Linked DNA regions of Mus musculus: region 1 is linked to region 2. Evidence: chromatin loops called from intact Hi-C (ENCODE). Cell type or tissue: heart. All regions are shown on one strand.

What was found. Hi-C counts contacts between places; a loop is a spot of excess contacts. Peaks named below come from ENCODE experiments on the same cell type or tissue, not always from the same donor. Only the 100,000 strongest peaks of a DNase experiment are listed, where the experiment ranks them.
Region 1: a loop joins it to region 2, with 2.3 times the contacts of the local background. A loop is called at or near these places in 5 of 42 quality-filtered maps.

What each region holds. Positions count from the first base shown.
Region 1 is chr5:147,580,607-147,588,606 of GRCm38, reverse strand. Flt1 (FMS-like tyrosine kinase 1) reads left to right here. Exons shown (of 30, transcript NM_010228.4): 20 at 1-79; 21 at 5,903-6,056; 22 at 6,407-6,504. Among named protein-coding and RNA genes, the nearest start is that of Gm35383, 75 kb to the left of the region's middle. In heart, a CTCF peak has its summit at 4,468 (motif pointing left); DNase peaks (open chromatin) are centred at 3,726 and 4,476; H3K4me3 peaks cover 525 bases.
Region 2 is chr5:147,942,100-147,950,099 of GRCm38, reverse strand. No RefSeq gene overlaps it. Among named protein-coding and RNA genes, the nearest start is that of Mtus2, 11 kb to the left of the region's middle. In heart, a CTCF peak has its summit at 4,626 (motif pointing right); no DNase peak of the experiment used is centred here.

The DNA.
Region 1 (8,000 bases), 360 kb after region 2:
GGTGATCGTGGAATACTGCAAATACGGAAACCTGTCCAACTACCTCAAGAGCAAACGTGACTTATTCTGTCTCAACAAGGTAAGGATTCACCCTGGTCCCTCTCTGTGGCTGTGGCTTATGGGTCCTGACAAGGGTCCATCTCTGAGGGAAGTCAGGGTAGGAACCCAAGCAAGGACAACAGAGGAACACTGCTTGCTGCCTCAGTTGCCCTGGCTTGCTTAGTCACCTTTCTTCTATGGCTCAGGACCACCTGCCTAGGGATTGTGCCGCCCACTGTGAACAGGCCTTCTACATCAATCAATAGTCAAAAGAAAAAAAATCCCTCCACAGACATACCCACAGGCCACAGTGAGGAAGAGAACTCCTCAGTTAAGGTTCTCTCTTCTTAGGTGACTCTAGTTCGTTTGTGTCACATTGACAAAAACTAGCCAGGCCTAGATTCTAAAGGTATGGCTGTTTTTTAATGGCAGCACTTGTGTATGTTTGTTTGTGTGTGTGGTTTGTGTGTGTGTGTGTATGTGTGTGTGTGTGTGTGTGTACACATATGTGTAGGTGCACTTTACCCATGTGTGAATCCCAGAAGTTGACATGGGGATGTCTTCCTCAGCTGCCTCTCCACCTTAGTTTTTTGAGACGGGGCATCTCACTGAACCTAGAGCTGGCCGGTTCCTCTAGAGTGACTTTCCAATGAGCCTCTGGGATCCAGCTTCCTCTGTCTGCCCTACCTTGAAAGATTTTGTGTAGATGCTAGGGATCTGAACAGAGGTCCTCATCCTTGCACGAGATTTTATGCACTTGTTCCTCAAAGCCATACCTGTGACTATAGGACAACTGATTAGCTTCACTAATCAGAGAAACTAAAGGCACAAACAACTGAATGGTTTCCATAGTTACCAATAGATCAGTGATGGACTACAACAGGAAATCATGTGTGCTTAATCTAGTGCTCTCCCTCTTCTATTTCATTATTGTGGTTGTTGTGTATTTGCATGTGTATGTGTTATATGCATGTTGTGTGTGTGTGCATATAGTATAAATATATTATATATGTATATATAACATATATACATATATGTGTGTGTTGTGTTTATATATATGTGTGTGTATGTGTGTATTGTGTGTATATGTGTTTGTGTGCAGTGTATGCATATATATGCAGGTTGTGTGTGTGCATGTGTGTGGTGTGTATGTGTGGTATATGTTTATATGTGTGTGTTGTGTGTGGGTATATATGTACACATATGTGAGTGTCTGTGTTGTGTGTATGTCTGTGAGTGTATATGTGCATTGTATGTGTCTCTGTATGAGCGCGAATGCACATGTGTGGTGTGTGCACAGAGGCCAGAGGAAGATACTGGAGTCTTGCTCTGTCAATCTCTTCCTTACCCCCTCAAGCCTGGGTCTCTCACTGAACCTGGAGCTAGGCTGGCAGCTAGCAAGCTCCAACCATCCTTCTGCCTCCACTTCACAGCACTGGAGTTACAGGTGTGCCAAGCCACTCTGCAGCTTAACCGCTGTTTTTGGCAGGAGTGGAGTTTGGGTTCCTCTGCTTTCCCAGGGAGGCCCTGCACTTGCGGCATCATTCTGCATGAAACACACACACACACATATGCCACACACACACACTACATATACACACACCACATGCACACACATACACCACATATATACACACTACATATACACACACCACATACACACACATACACCACATACACACACACTACATATACACACACCACATACACACACATACATACACATATACACACTACATACACACACAACATACACACATACACACATATACACATACACACACCACATACACCACACACACCACATACACCACACACACCACATATACACATATCACATACACACACACCGCATACACACACACTAAACATATACACACACACAGAGAACAAACAAACACACAAGAATACTGGGAGGACACATAGTCTTTCAGGAAAGGCCAGCTCTAAAGAAGAAGCCATGGATTCAAACACTGTGGTATGCTTTGTGGTCCCACTGCTGTCCCTCTCTGGGCTGAATTGGCCAGGGAGACAGTGACTGACAGTTAGCCAGTCACCGGCATCTGGGAGGCGCACATTGGAGGCAAGCTCTCTGGCTCCACAACCAGATTTTCCAGGTTTAAATTCCAAGTCTCCTCTCATAAGACCTGGCCTTGAACAAATTAGTCAGTCTCTTTAGGCTCCAGTTCCTTGTATTCAGTGGCGCTAATAATAGAACCCAGGGTGAGACTGTTGGGAAAACGAAACTCTTCCCTTAAGCATTTAGTTGTCCCCTTTTGTCAATTTTTATCCACTAGGATGTTGAAGGATGGGGTGTAGCTCAGTGGGGGAGTTCTTATTTGTCACGAGTGAGGCCCTGTGTCTGTCCCCTCCCCTGCATTAGAAAGACAGAGACAGAGAGAATCAGAGACACACACATAGAGAGAGAAACAGAGAGAAAGAGAGAGAGAGAGAGACAAACAGAGACACAGAGAGTTCAATTGAACACAGCTAATGCACATGGTTGAATGAACCTTCAGAGTTCTAGGAACGGTGCCCATCTCTGATATGTAGGGAAGACACCACAGAAGACAACTAGACGTTGCAGTACCTGCAAGCAGTTCTGGCTGCTGAGATGGAGGATTGTGTGAGCCCAAGTGTTAGACATCAGCCTGGAAAATAGAGTGAGACCAGGAGTGGAGAGATGGCTCTGCGGTTAGGAGCTCTTTCTGCTCTACCAAAGGTCCTGAGTTCGGCTCCCAGCACCCACATTAGATAGCTCACAACTGTCTGTTACTATAGCTCCAGGCAATCTGATCTCTCTACTCACTGAGGGTGCCTGTGCTCAGAGACGCACACGCAGATTCACACATACCCTTATATACATAATTTAAATAAATAAATAAGTATATACATATATATGGAGAGAGAGAGAGAGAGGTGGGGGGAGAGAGACCTTGTTACAAATAAAGCAAGGAAAACTGGATAGCTGACCCACCTTTTCATCTCAGACTATGGTTTTATCAAAGACATAGTTGTCCCACCAGACTGTTGAATATATTACATATTCCCTCATTCTATTGTTTGAGACAGGGTCTCACTATGTATCCCTGGCTGTCCTGGAACTCACAGAGATCCACTTACCTCTGCCTCCTGAGTGCCAGAATTAAAGGTGTTTACCACCATGCCCAGCTATATTTCCCCCTTATAAACTAGGCTTTCCAAAAACTGAAATCTTAAATCTACTCTGTGCTCTGTGTGTGTGTGTGTGTGTGTGTGTGTGTCTGTGTGTGTGTGTATCACCAGAGAAGTCAGGAAATGGCTGGCAAGATGGCTCAGTCTAGATAAAGAGGCTTGCTGCCAAGCCTGATGACCTGAGTCTGATCCCTGGGACTCACATGATGGAAGGAGAGAACCAACTCCAGCAAGTTGTCCTCTGGCTTCTGCATTTGTGCACGCAGCAGACAAGCACAAATAAATATATATATACTAGTGTAATAAAGAAATTGGCTTAAGAACACAGTAACCACAAGATAAAGAGAGGAGAAAGACCTATCTTGCTTCACCTCCAGCTTTAGAATTTTTTTCTCAGACCCCCACTAAATAAGGGGTGCAGCGGTGCCCCGAGCTGAGAGCAGCACAGATTCCTGTCGATCTTGATGTCCTAGACTGGGCTCAGGAAGCGCTAAGCCCTCAGAACACCCCAGGGACTTGGCAGGATGGAGCGTTTGGGTTTGTGCGTCCTTTGTTTGGAGGAGCTTGCTTCCTTTCGGGGCTATATTTACTGGTTTACTTCCCCATGGCACTTGGTGGAGCTGTGTTTTATGGAAAACTCATGACTATCTGTCACATTTGGAACCTAAAGGAATAGGAAGGAGAGATGGAGGAACGGCCCAAATCCGTCAAGATTCTTAAATGTGCTTTGTGATTAACCTACTATTCTGCCTTAGTCCCCAGAGTCCACTAACGTAACCTGTCTTTGGTGGCACACTGCTGCTGAGCATAGCTGAACTGGGGTGCGAGGAAGGGTAGGGTAACCTGGGGACAGGTTCTACCCCGTAGCTTCTGAGAGCTGTGAGGAAGAAGGCAGTACGCTTTCAGAAAATAAAACTCCAGACTCCGTCTGAGCAGGGCTAGCTGCCTCGTGGAGAGAAAAATGATGGTCCTTTGGACTGTTTGGCTTTCTACCTGCCACGAGGAAAAGGTGTCTAGGGTGGGTTACACGCAATATAACTTGTCTTCACTCCTGAAATCCCAGACAGGATTTGAGAAGAACTGAGAGAGCAAAACTCCCTTCAGGGACATGACTCGAGGAAATGTTTGTATGGGGTGTGTCCCCAGGAGACTCTTTTTTTTCAGGATGTGGGAACCCCTCTGTACCCTATATCACAGTGCTGCTTGCTGCTGTCCCTCCTAAAGTTTGTTGGATCTTCTGCTTGCTCCCTGGCGCCCTCTAGTGGAAGGACTGCTTCTTCTTAGTGACATCCCAGAAAAGTCAAGGCTGTTTAATCCTAGCGCTGAACTTCATTCCCTCCCAGCTCCTGTCTAGGTACACAGAAGCCAGCAGAAGCCAGGCTGTACGGTACACAGGCCCCTGTGGGTATATACACATGCGGGTACGCATGGGCACACAGCCGCGTCCTGAAAGCCACTGAGCAGGATGCGTCTCTAGTGTGAAGCAGTAGATGAGTTACGGTAGGCAAAACAGTAGAACACGGAAGTCCTTTCCTGCGAGGCACAAACTGTAATAATATGTAGTGCCTTCCAGACGAGAAAGATGAAACGCAGACAAACATGAAAGGATTTGCCCATGATGGCATGATTAGTAGAGGAGCCAGAAGACTCTATAGAGAAGGCAGAGGAAAAGCAGCAAGATTCAGATGCCCACAGTGAGCCGCCTTTGCTATTCATGATAGGATGCAGTGGTGTGACATCCTCAAAGGGAAACCAAGAGAAAGGTGTATCTCCTCTTCTCTCCCCGAGGAAATGAGAGGAACTGGTAACTTGAGCCTCTGCAGGGATTACAGAGGCTTTCACACCACCTGAGTGAGGCTATCAAACTCTCTGTCACCTTTCAAACAACAGGGCATGTGCTACAAAAAGCAGCAGAGACAGACTTGGTTGGACGCTAGCGCAAGCTTTCAGGCTTTGCCAATTATTAGCTGTGGCTTTGATGACTTAGCTCTTCAGAACCAGCTTGTGTATGAATTGTTTTATAAGGGAGGGAGAGAGGGAGGGAGGGAGGGAGGGAGGGAGGGAGGGAGGGAGGGAGGGAGGGAGGGAGGGAGGGAGGGAGGGGAAGAGGGAGAAGGCTTAGCAGTTAGGAGCACTGTTCCCCCAGCACCCATATTGGCACAACCTGCTTTGACCCCAGGTCTAGGGAATCCAATGACGTTGTCTAGCTTTGGTAGACACCCAAATGCATGTTCACATACACATAAATAAAAATAAAATAAATCTATTTTAAAAAACAAATCAGGTGGTGGTAACACACACTTTTAATTCCAGCACTCGGGGGATAGAGGCAGGTAGATCTCTGAGTTCCAGGACATCAAGGACTACATAGAAATGCTGTCTCAAACCACGCCCATACCTCGTAAGACAAAACAAACACTATTTTGACAATTATTTAGTAAAATGACATAAGCTCTTGGGGAAGTTGAGGAAGTGTATGCTAGCTCACACTAAGTGTTCAGTATTTATCAGTTGCCTGGATCTGAGGTGTTCACTAGGAACCCATGCAAGAACATAAAAGATTCTACAGCCTGGGAAATAAATGCCTAGCACCCAGTGTGCATTCGGGGTCCAGTGGCTTGTCCAATCCGGACGGCAGCCATCTCTGCCTTGGGCCCCTCTCACTCCTGTGCTTCTTGTCTATGCTAAGGACGCAGCCTTGCATATGGAGCTCAAGAAAGAGAGCCTGGAACCAGGCCTGGAGCAGGGCCAGAAGCCCCGCCTAGACAGTGTCAGCAGCTCAAGTGTCACCAGCTCCAGCTTCCCTGAAGACCGAAGCGTGAGCGATGTGGAAGGAGACGAGGGTACGTATCCGCTCCTCCCGGCCTCCAGTCTCGGGGATTTCTACAACACACTACACATCTCACACATTTTTTTCCTTCCGGATTTATCACCCTAATAAACATCCTGGGAATGGGGGTAATGTCCTACCAGGTCACACCCATTGTGCCCAATCTCCATTCCCCTACCCTTCACCCCCACCCCTCAACCCCGCAGCCTGGGAAAACATCTCTGATGCTTGAGTTGAGACTCAAACTCTCTTGCCAATGAACTGTGGCGTCCTTGGTGTGTCTTATACTTTGTGAATATTGTTTCAATAAATGGGGATTTGGTGCAGGCACAAAAATCTTTACAAGATTCGAATGCTCCGTAGATTACAGTGAGATCTCCAAGCAGCCCCTCACCATGGAAGACCTGATTTCCTACAGTTTCCAAGTGGCCAGAGGCATGGAGTTTCTGTCCTCCAGAAAGGTCAGCTCATCTCTTTGTAGTCTAACTTTATTTAAAAAAAAAAAAAAGAATGTTTTTTAATACTGCAAATCTTTTATATATGCATATGTACATATGTACACACATATATACACCTGCATATATATATATATATATACACATACACACACACACACACACACACACACACACACACACCTGAGTACTCTGTCTTCAGACACACCAGCAGAGGGCATCAGATCCCATTACAGATGGTTGTGAGTCACCACATGGTTGCTGGGAATTGAACTCAGGACCTCTGGCAGAGCAGTCAGTGCTCTTTACTGCCAAGACATTTCTCCAGCCCCTTCTTTAACTTTCTTAATCAGAGATAAAAAAAGGTTTTGAGTTTTTTTCAAAAGCTTTCACTTTACATTTTAGAATTTGTTTTTATGTATGTTATTAAACTTAGAACATCCAACACACGTGTGCCTTTCAAGTCTCTTCCCTGCTCCCCACTTTTATTTTGACCTTTTAAATGATGTATGAAAACATACAGATTGCATATGTTAACCAATATACAAGAATGACATCAATTCTCAACTTAAATCGGGTTGGATATATTTTTATAACTTAATGGTAACGTATTTGAAAATGCATTCTGCTACTGATTTGTCTTTTTGTGAGGCCTGGACACACACCTCTGCTGTGAAGCTATTTTTCTAGTATTTGTTTATATTTGTTTAGGTTGTTAACTATACACCAGACCTCACCACAATAACCTAGATTTGCTCTGATATGGAGAGGTACCAGGATATTGAGCCTGCGGATAGCATTTAAGGGTAAAATCTTCCTGGGTATTTTGGACTACACAAACCCAGGAGCGCTGTCTTCCACGGTGCCCTCTGGCGTGCTTCTAAACTCTCCAGGCTTCATGAAGAAGCTATCTTCAGTATACCCACCTGAGGCTTCTCAGAAACCCTCAGCTCAAGCCCAAACCATGGGCATCCAGGCACCTGAGAGGCCAAGGCAGGGGGATTCCTGGTTACATGCCAACCTGAGTGAGTTCCGGGTCAGGGTACACAACACCTCGGGAGTCTGTCTTAAAACCAGCAACAGCGGCAAACAACGTAAACAGCCAACAAAACAAATCACCCCTAACCACAGCTCCCAAAGATCTGCTCTAAAAGGCCACAGGGGAAAATCTCACTCACTGGCAAAATTCAGACTGCCGGTGCGGTTGACCAGTACGCTCCCATAGAACAGGAGCCTGGCTGATTTAGAACGTGTCCTTTGAGCCACCTGGACCTTGTACTTGCACAAGAAGCACATTGTGTTTATGGTAGCTAGGTGTGTGCTGAGAGATGCTCCCTCTACCACAGATGAAATGGAAATTAGAATTAAGAATAATGATACCAGGGCCAGTGAGCCGGCTCAGCAGGTAAAGGTATTTGCTGCCAAATTGATGACTTCAGTTCGATCCCAGGAACTCACACGGTTGCCCTCCACATGCATGTCATGGTATATGCATGCTCACA
Region 2 (8,000 bases):
GGATAAGATGCCTTGCCCGCAAGACCCAGCACAGAGCACTTTGACCAGGTTCTGCCTCCGCGATACACGTTTCCCCTGCAGGTCAGCTTCTCTTTATATCTGAGACGGCTCTGCCTTTGTTTCTGGTGAAAAACCATGCAAAACCTCATAAAACCCTCATCCTAGACATAAGGCAAATCCCCCTAGGCAATTATGCTTGCCACAGCTGAATCACCCGGAAAATAAAAATGGCTACAAGCCTCTGTTGTGTGTGTGGTTTTTTTTTAATGCCATTTGAATTTCAAACACATGAGTCCCTTGCGATTAGGACATTAATTTAAGGCTGTAAGTAAAATACTACCCATCTAGAGGGTGTTTTTTTATATCCTGTTTTATACGCTTATAGTAAAATAAAATTCACTTATTATGGCAAAACCTGTCAGAAACTGTATGTATACATTATAATAATATGTAGCACACAGAGGTCTTCGGAGGAAGCCTGATATATTCAACCTAGTTCTCCTAATGCCTCAGATTCCCTGCTTTTTATTTTATGTTATAGTTTCTAAACACACAAAACAACAACACACATACATATATAAATTTTAAAACATATATATATACATAGATATGAAAATTATTTCTCTTGAGGTCAGTGAACACTGAGAAAAATATTAGGGCATTATGATAGGGGCTGGTTCAATGGTTAAGAGCATTGACTGCTCTTACAGAGGACCTGAGTTCAGTTCCCAGCACCCACATGGTAGCTCACAATCATCTGTAACTCCAGTTCCAGGGGATCTGACGCCCTCTTCTGGCCTCCATGGGTGATACAAGCATACAGTGCGCATAAGATACCTGTGGGTAAAACACACATGCACATAATAGATAGATAGATAGATAGATAGATAGATAGATAGATAGATAGATAGATAGATAGATAGATAAGTTTTAAATGTGTTTTAAAAGTTTCCTTGGGGGGGAGGGGGTTGGGGTTTTGTTTTGTTTTGTTTTGTTTTGTTGTTTTTTTGTGACAGGGTTTCTCTGTGTAGCTCTGGCTGTCCTGGAACTCTCTCTGCAGACCAGGCTGGCCTCAAACTCAGAAACCCTCCTGGCTCTGCCTCCCAAGTGCTAGGATTAAAGGCATGCGCCACCACTGCCCGGCTTAAAAAATTTCTTAATTAGCATGTTGTTGTAACTAGTTCCCAAGCTATACTTTACCTTGTATTTCAATGGTTTCTTAAATTTTACATAATTAGATGTTCATTTTATGAATTAAAGTTGCCTAATTTTTTCGGTCACCATTATATTTTTGAACTTAAAAAACAAAAATCCTTTCTTATCCTGAGATTTCACGACTAATCAATTTCTTCTTCTTTTTCTCTAAAACTTTTAAGATGTGTAATTCTGTAATCTGTCTGGAATAAAAAAAAATGGTAGGTTTAACCATTTGATGTGATATAGATGAGAACTCTAATTCTATTTCCAGTTTGAGGAAAAAAAATGCTCAAGTTGAAAACTCATTAAGCTTAAGTAGGTAGGTACCATTTTATCTAACATGTTTGCTTTTCTCTTTACATCTTTAATTAAATTAGCATAATGATTTCACTACTGCAATTACGTTGTGTTTAACCAAGCTGAAATTAAGTGTTCCTTTCTGTCCAGTTCCTCTAGTGAATTTAAATTTAACAGAGCCTTCTAATAATCCACATTGGTCTTCTTGATGAGTCAAAAGAACGTAGCTTTAAAAAAAATTACCAATTTCTGTTTGATCTTGAAATCCCGTGCTCTGTGCAACCAAGTAGCTGAGGATATACTTCAATTGCTCAATGGTAAAGTGATTTCCTAGGATGGTCAAGGCTCTGCATTTGATCTGGACATTAAAAATAATAATGAAAGGCTGGGCATGGTAATACACACCTTTGATCCAAGCATTCAGAAGGCAGAAGCAGGTGAGTTCTAGGCCAGCCTGGTCTACAAAGCAAGTCTAGGACAGCCAGGGCTACACAGAGAAACCCTGTAGCAAAAAACCACAAATAATAATGAGAGCCGAGCATGGTGGTACACACCTTTAATCCCAGCACTTGTAAGGCAGAGGCCATCTTGGTCTACAGAGTTCCGGAACAGCCAGCGGTACACAGAGAAACACTGTTTTGAAAAAAAGACAATAATAATAATAATCACAATCATAATAGTGAATAAAAACTAGGGTCTGGAGATATGGTTCAGCAGTTAAGAGTGGTTACTGCTCTCTCAGAGGACCCGGGTCTCACAGCCACTTAAAACTGTAGATCCAGAGACTCTGATGCCCTCTTCTGTCCTCCAAGGATACTACATATGTGTGGTGTACATACATGTAGGTAAACACTCACATATAGAAAATTTTTTTTAAATACATATTTTTTTTAAATCTTCTACAAAAAAACAAAAAGACTAGGAGTTGGAGGGTTGGCTTGCTTATTAGGAACATGCACTACTCTTCCGGAAGACTTGGGTTTGCTCCTTAGAATCCACCTCAGGTAGCTCACAGCGTCCTGTAACTTCAGCTCCAGGGAATCTAATACCTCTGGTCCCTGCAGGCACCTGCACCCACGGTCGTACACATGAGTGCCCATGTGAACACGCACACGCACATGTATGCACACACACTTGTCTTAAAGATTAGAAAGACTCTGTGCTCTCCCATGCTGAAGGTCTGTTGGCACAGATGGGGTGCCTTGTATCCTTTGGCAGACCCTTCCCTGATGCTCCTGGGGTGCAATTTGCTGGGAGAGCGCACAGCAGTACAGCTATAGGACTTACACCCCGGTGCGTATTTGCTTACATGTTCCTTCACCCTGTTCGGCTGAGGACACACTTCATTTAATTCTAGTTGGTCAGCAGCCTCCTGGCCCTCAGCACACAGGAGAAGGCCAGTGCATGTTGGTGGGTTGTCAATCAGCTGGCAGTAAGGCTGATCTTATGATGTTAACCTGAGCCACCTAATCGGTGAGCTTTCTCTTTCCGGTGAGGTTCTCTATCCGGAACAGTTTAGGACATGAGCAGTATACGTGAGCAATCAAAGCTTCTACAGTTCTGTTACTCCAGCAGCTGTAGCATATTGTCGTCCTGGTTTGCTTTCTGGTACTGTAATAAACACCATGACCCAAAGCAACTTGGGAAGGAAAGGGTTACTAGTCAAGTCTAGGTTACACTCCATTACTGAGGGAAGCCAAGGCAGGAATCTGGATGCAGGAACTGAAGCAGAAGCCCCCGTTGCTCCTCTGGCTTGCTCAGCTTGCTTCCTTACACAACCCAGGACCACCAGCCCAGGGAGGGCACCGCCCACAGAGGGCAAGGCCCTTCCTCATCGACAGCAATCAGGATAACATGCCCACAGGTATGTCTGTAGGCCAGTCTGATGAAGACAGTGCCTCAGTTGAGATTCTCTCTTATTATGAATGTCTACTTTTATGGCAAGTTGAAATCAAGAGAGAGAGAGAGAGATCAGACATAAGTCCATACCACCGTGCTTGGCATACAGATGGTGTAGACAAAGACTTGAATTGTACAGTTAACACTACTTATGTGTATATATAATGGAATCTCATATTTCACCTTTCATTTATGAATCACCAGTGAGACTATCATGTATATGCAACACACAGCCACATACACTCACCCCACATACATACACATCACATACACTCACCCCACACACAAATGCACACACATACACACACACCACATACATCCCCCCACACACAAATACACACACATACATACACACACCACATATACTCACTCCACACAAAAATATGCTCACACATACACATACCACATACACTCCCCCCACACACAAATACACATACATACACACACCTCACACACAAATGCACACACACCACATATACTCACCCTGCACACAAATGTACACTTATACATACACACACACACCATATTCACCCCACACACACATGCACACACACATACAGACACACACACAATGGGGTAAGAGAACAAAACTCTGCTAATTTCAATGGCATCCCCTCCACCCAATTTTTTTGTTTGTTTGTTTTTGTTTTTTGAGACAGGGTTTCTCTGTATACCCTGGCTGTCCTGGAACTCACTTTGTAGACCAGGCTGGCCTCGAACTCAGAAATCTGCCTGCCTCTGCCTCCCAAGTGCTGGGATTAAAGGCGTGTGCCACCACACCCGGCTTCTTTCTTTTTTTTCCACCCCACCCCACCCGATTTTAATGCACTACTACCCCAAAATCAGGCTACTATAGAAGCAGCAATGTAAAGAGTAAATTATAAATTATTTATGACTTCCAATCATCATGGAAAAATTTCCCAGACTTCGGCAGTCCTGAAGAAGAAACTCTGTGTGTGCATAAATCATGTTCTCAGATGGGGGCTTGAAATTCTTTTTGTTTTGTTTTTCTTTTCCTTTTTCTTTTTTTTTTAAACAAGTCTCACTATGTAGTCCTGACTCTCCTGGAACTTGCTATGTAGACCAGGCTGGTCTCCAACTCAGATATCCACCTGCCTCAGCCTCCCAAGTTCAGAGACTAAAGGAGTGCACCATCATGCCCCCAATGGATTTTTAAATTCTTGACATAACTATTTACTTCAGAGTTAATATCCAGTCTGCCCAGCAGAGGGCAATCAGCCTACAGGACAACGCTGTTACACGGCAGAAAGCTGTGGTCACAAAGTGCAAATCCCATCCCCAAACAAACAAAACCCACATATTCCTTTCTTGTGCAGCCTCTCCGCACCTGGTGCACTTTTACTGCTAGCTCATGTCACACGCATTCTGGCACAGGGATACTGGAATGCTGTCTGCATTTCAGACCCTTGAGGTGCATTGGGAGGAAGGGTGTCTCTGGACATGATCAGTATACAGAATGCCAGTCCTGCCCTACTGGCCTTCCCATCACCCCAGCCACCCCCTTAGATACAGAACAGCATCAGGTGACCCAGACTTAACCTTGGGGGGGTAGCCTGACAGTACGAGGTTCCAAGCTCTGTGCTCAGCCACCATCCTCCCATAGGACCTCCCTCACAGAATGCAAATGCAGCCATCAAGGTATAAAGAATTTCAAGATGCTGGCCTTACAGCCCAAGTGAGACCCAGTGAGAGAACAAAGAGAGCATGAACGGCCCTGGAGCCCTTGCACTCTGTAAGCCTGCCCAGTGCCAGCCTCTCAGAGCTCCTAAGTCTGTAGTGTGCTGATTTCTGCAAGCTTCCTAGATCCTGGAGTTCGGGGATGCTATGGTGCTACCCATAGGCAAAGGCTGGGGATTTCTCAAACAGACCAGTTTGTAACCTCTGCAAGGTACCTCTGGGTTCTTAATCTCCATTAAAGAAAGAATTTAGAGGAAACAGAGGAAGGAATACACTAGGCAAAGAAAGGAGTTGGGGGTGAGGGTCCTCTCAAGGAAGACTCACACCATGGGATGTTTATATAGCTATGCCAAGCAAACCTTACTGGAAGGTAGGATGAATTATTCATAAGCGAAGAAGGAAGCAGGTCCTTACAGGACTAGCCTTGAGGCGTCGTTGGTTGGAATTACACTCTAGTGAGTACAGCCTAATTTTGCAAGTCCCTTGCTCCTTGCCCCAATTTCCCCTCTATTTAAACCTAAAGTTCAAGTCAGAGCCCCAAGTCAGACTAGGAGGCGGGGGGGTATCCACTGAACTCTTTTGTGTATTACACCGCCCACCTTGGGTGCGCTGAATAAATACTTTTCTTTGTCACTCCTCGCCCCTTTAATTGGTATGCTGACATGCATGGCGGAGATGACCTTGTGGGAGCTGGTGGAGCTAGTATGGAAAATGTGTTCTCTCTATTCAGATACACATCTGTTCTAGAGAACAGCGACAGGCCGCTCCCGTGGGTCTCTGCATCCCTGAGCCGTCATACCTCGGGACACCTTGAAGAAAACCATGCTTGGTTTCCTGCGGACCTTCCGTGAACGTTCTTGAAAACGCTCAACGGCGGTGCATCCAGCCCTAGGAAGAGTCACAAGCGGACTGGATTGATGGACAGACGTCTGTCGACACAGTTCTGAAACACTGGCTGTTTAGTTAAGAGAAGCCAGGCAATGGAGACAACAGTACAATCTCATGGGTTCCAGGCAGGGCAGGTAGCAAAAGGATGATGCTTCAGTCCCAGAGTGATAAAAAGCTTGAAAACTGGGTAGTGGGTGCAGCCTCAAATCCGGGAAATCTTTTGTTGTTGTTTTTGCTTAGTTAGTGCTTGTTTGGTTTTTTGTTTGTTTGTTTGTTTGTTTAGTTTGGGGTTGTTTGTTTGTTTGTTTGGAATTGAAACTGGTATAGAACGGGGCGGGGGGATCTTTAGAGAATTTTTTTTAAAAATCAGTTTTAAAAGAGCCAGGGGTGTGTTCGTGCAGCGCTCAGTAGGCAGAGGCAGATAAATCTATGAGTGCAAGGCCAGCTTGGTCTATGTAACAAGCGCCAGACTTATCAGAGCTACACAGTAAGACCCTGTCTCAAAAACAAAGTCAAACAAGCAAAATGAGCCATTGCAACTTCACATACCATTTTCAAACTCCCCCAGCCCCTAATCTGCGATACTTCTGCACCACCAGTGAAGAGTGAGCGCTCTAGCGGCCCCAGGCATGGCGTTCGTTCACGGTGCTGGCAAACCTTACGTTCCCCTCTTCCCTCTCCCTTGTAAACCACAGATTACATTCCTCGCGATAGCCACCAAGGTCTGTTCCTTTATTTGGACACTTCCTTATGCCAGACCCATTCCTACGGTCCAGCTATCAAAGTATTGAAGTCCAGCAATCAAAAGTCCCCATTAGCTGCCCTAATTAACAGAACATAGCACGAATCCTAGCCTAGCCCTGTCTAACTCTAACACACACCTTCCCCTCTTCCCTCTTAAAACCCCATTCAAGGTCATTTGTTGCTATTTTCTGCCTAAGTCAGAAATTGGCCACTTTACTTTTCTTCTCCCAACCCCGCTGTGAAAATAGGTGTTTGGGTGTGGTTTGTGCTTAATCCTGGGTCCGGGAGGGAGCACCTCGCTGTGTGCAGGTCCCTTCTCAGAGTGAGTGGGTCACACTTTCTACTGGTAAAATAAAACATCTTAAAGTCACACAGTGTGCGGTGGCAAAACAAAACAAGAAGTCTGAAAGAGCAGAATCTCAGATGCTTGCTCTCTCTGCACTTTGTGGAGATCACTCCCTGCTGCTACCTGAGCTGCATCATTTTACAGGGGTGGGGTGGAGGGGTGTGGTGGTGGGGTGGGGGCTGGGGTGGGGGATAGGGGGTTGTGGTTGGGACTTTCTACCCCAGCACTTTGTAATTGACTCTGCTTGTTTGCAGAGTTCAGTTGCCATTGAGGACCAGGGGTTGGTTGATTGGTTGGTTTGGTCTGGTTTGGGTTGGTTGGTTGGTTGGTTGGTTGGTTGGTTGGTTGTTTCCTTAATCAGTCCAAGTAGGAGCTGGGCCCCCAGCAGTTGCAAGTGGAATGTGAAAACAGACCGCGGCTGTGGATGCGAACTGTGGAACACCACAATAGACTGACGACGTGGTGGGTCTAAGAACCCGCTGCCTAAGTTATCATTGATCTCTCTAGTTCCAGCCCATCTACTGCAGCCAATGAGGCGCATCTGCATTTCTCTGGGATCTCCAGTACGGTGATCAGTCATGTTCAGTGGGAGACCACACTCTGCATACCTTCAATTTGTGTCTTCCTAATTAAACTACAAACGGGGATTGCGTCTTGACATAAAAAGCTTATGTTTTTATCACTGAGTCCTTCTGCACCTGTTTCATCAGAGTGACTTTTTTTAAAAAGCCCTGACCCTAAGTAGCTGGAAGTAGTAACCTAGACAACAAAGATAACCTTTAGATAATTATCATGTTTCCTAGTTGACAATAGCTGTCACTGTGTCATGACCCTAGTATGTTACAAAAGCCACAAAGATTAGACATTACAGTGGGGCTAGACAACATGTAACAGCTCCTTCCCCTGCATGGCAGCCACCAGTTTGTCATTT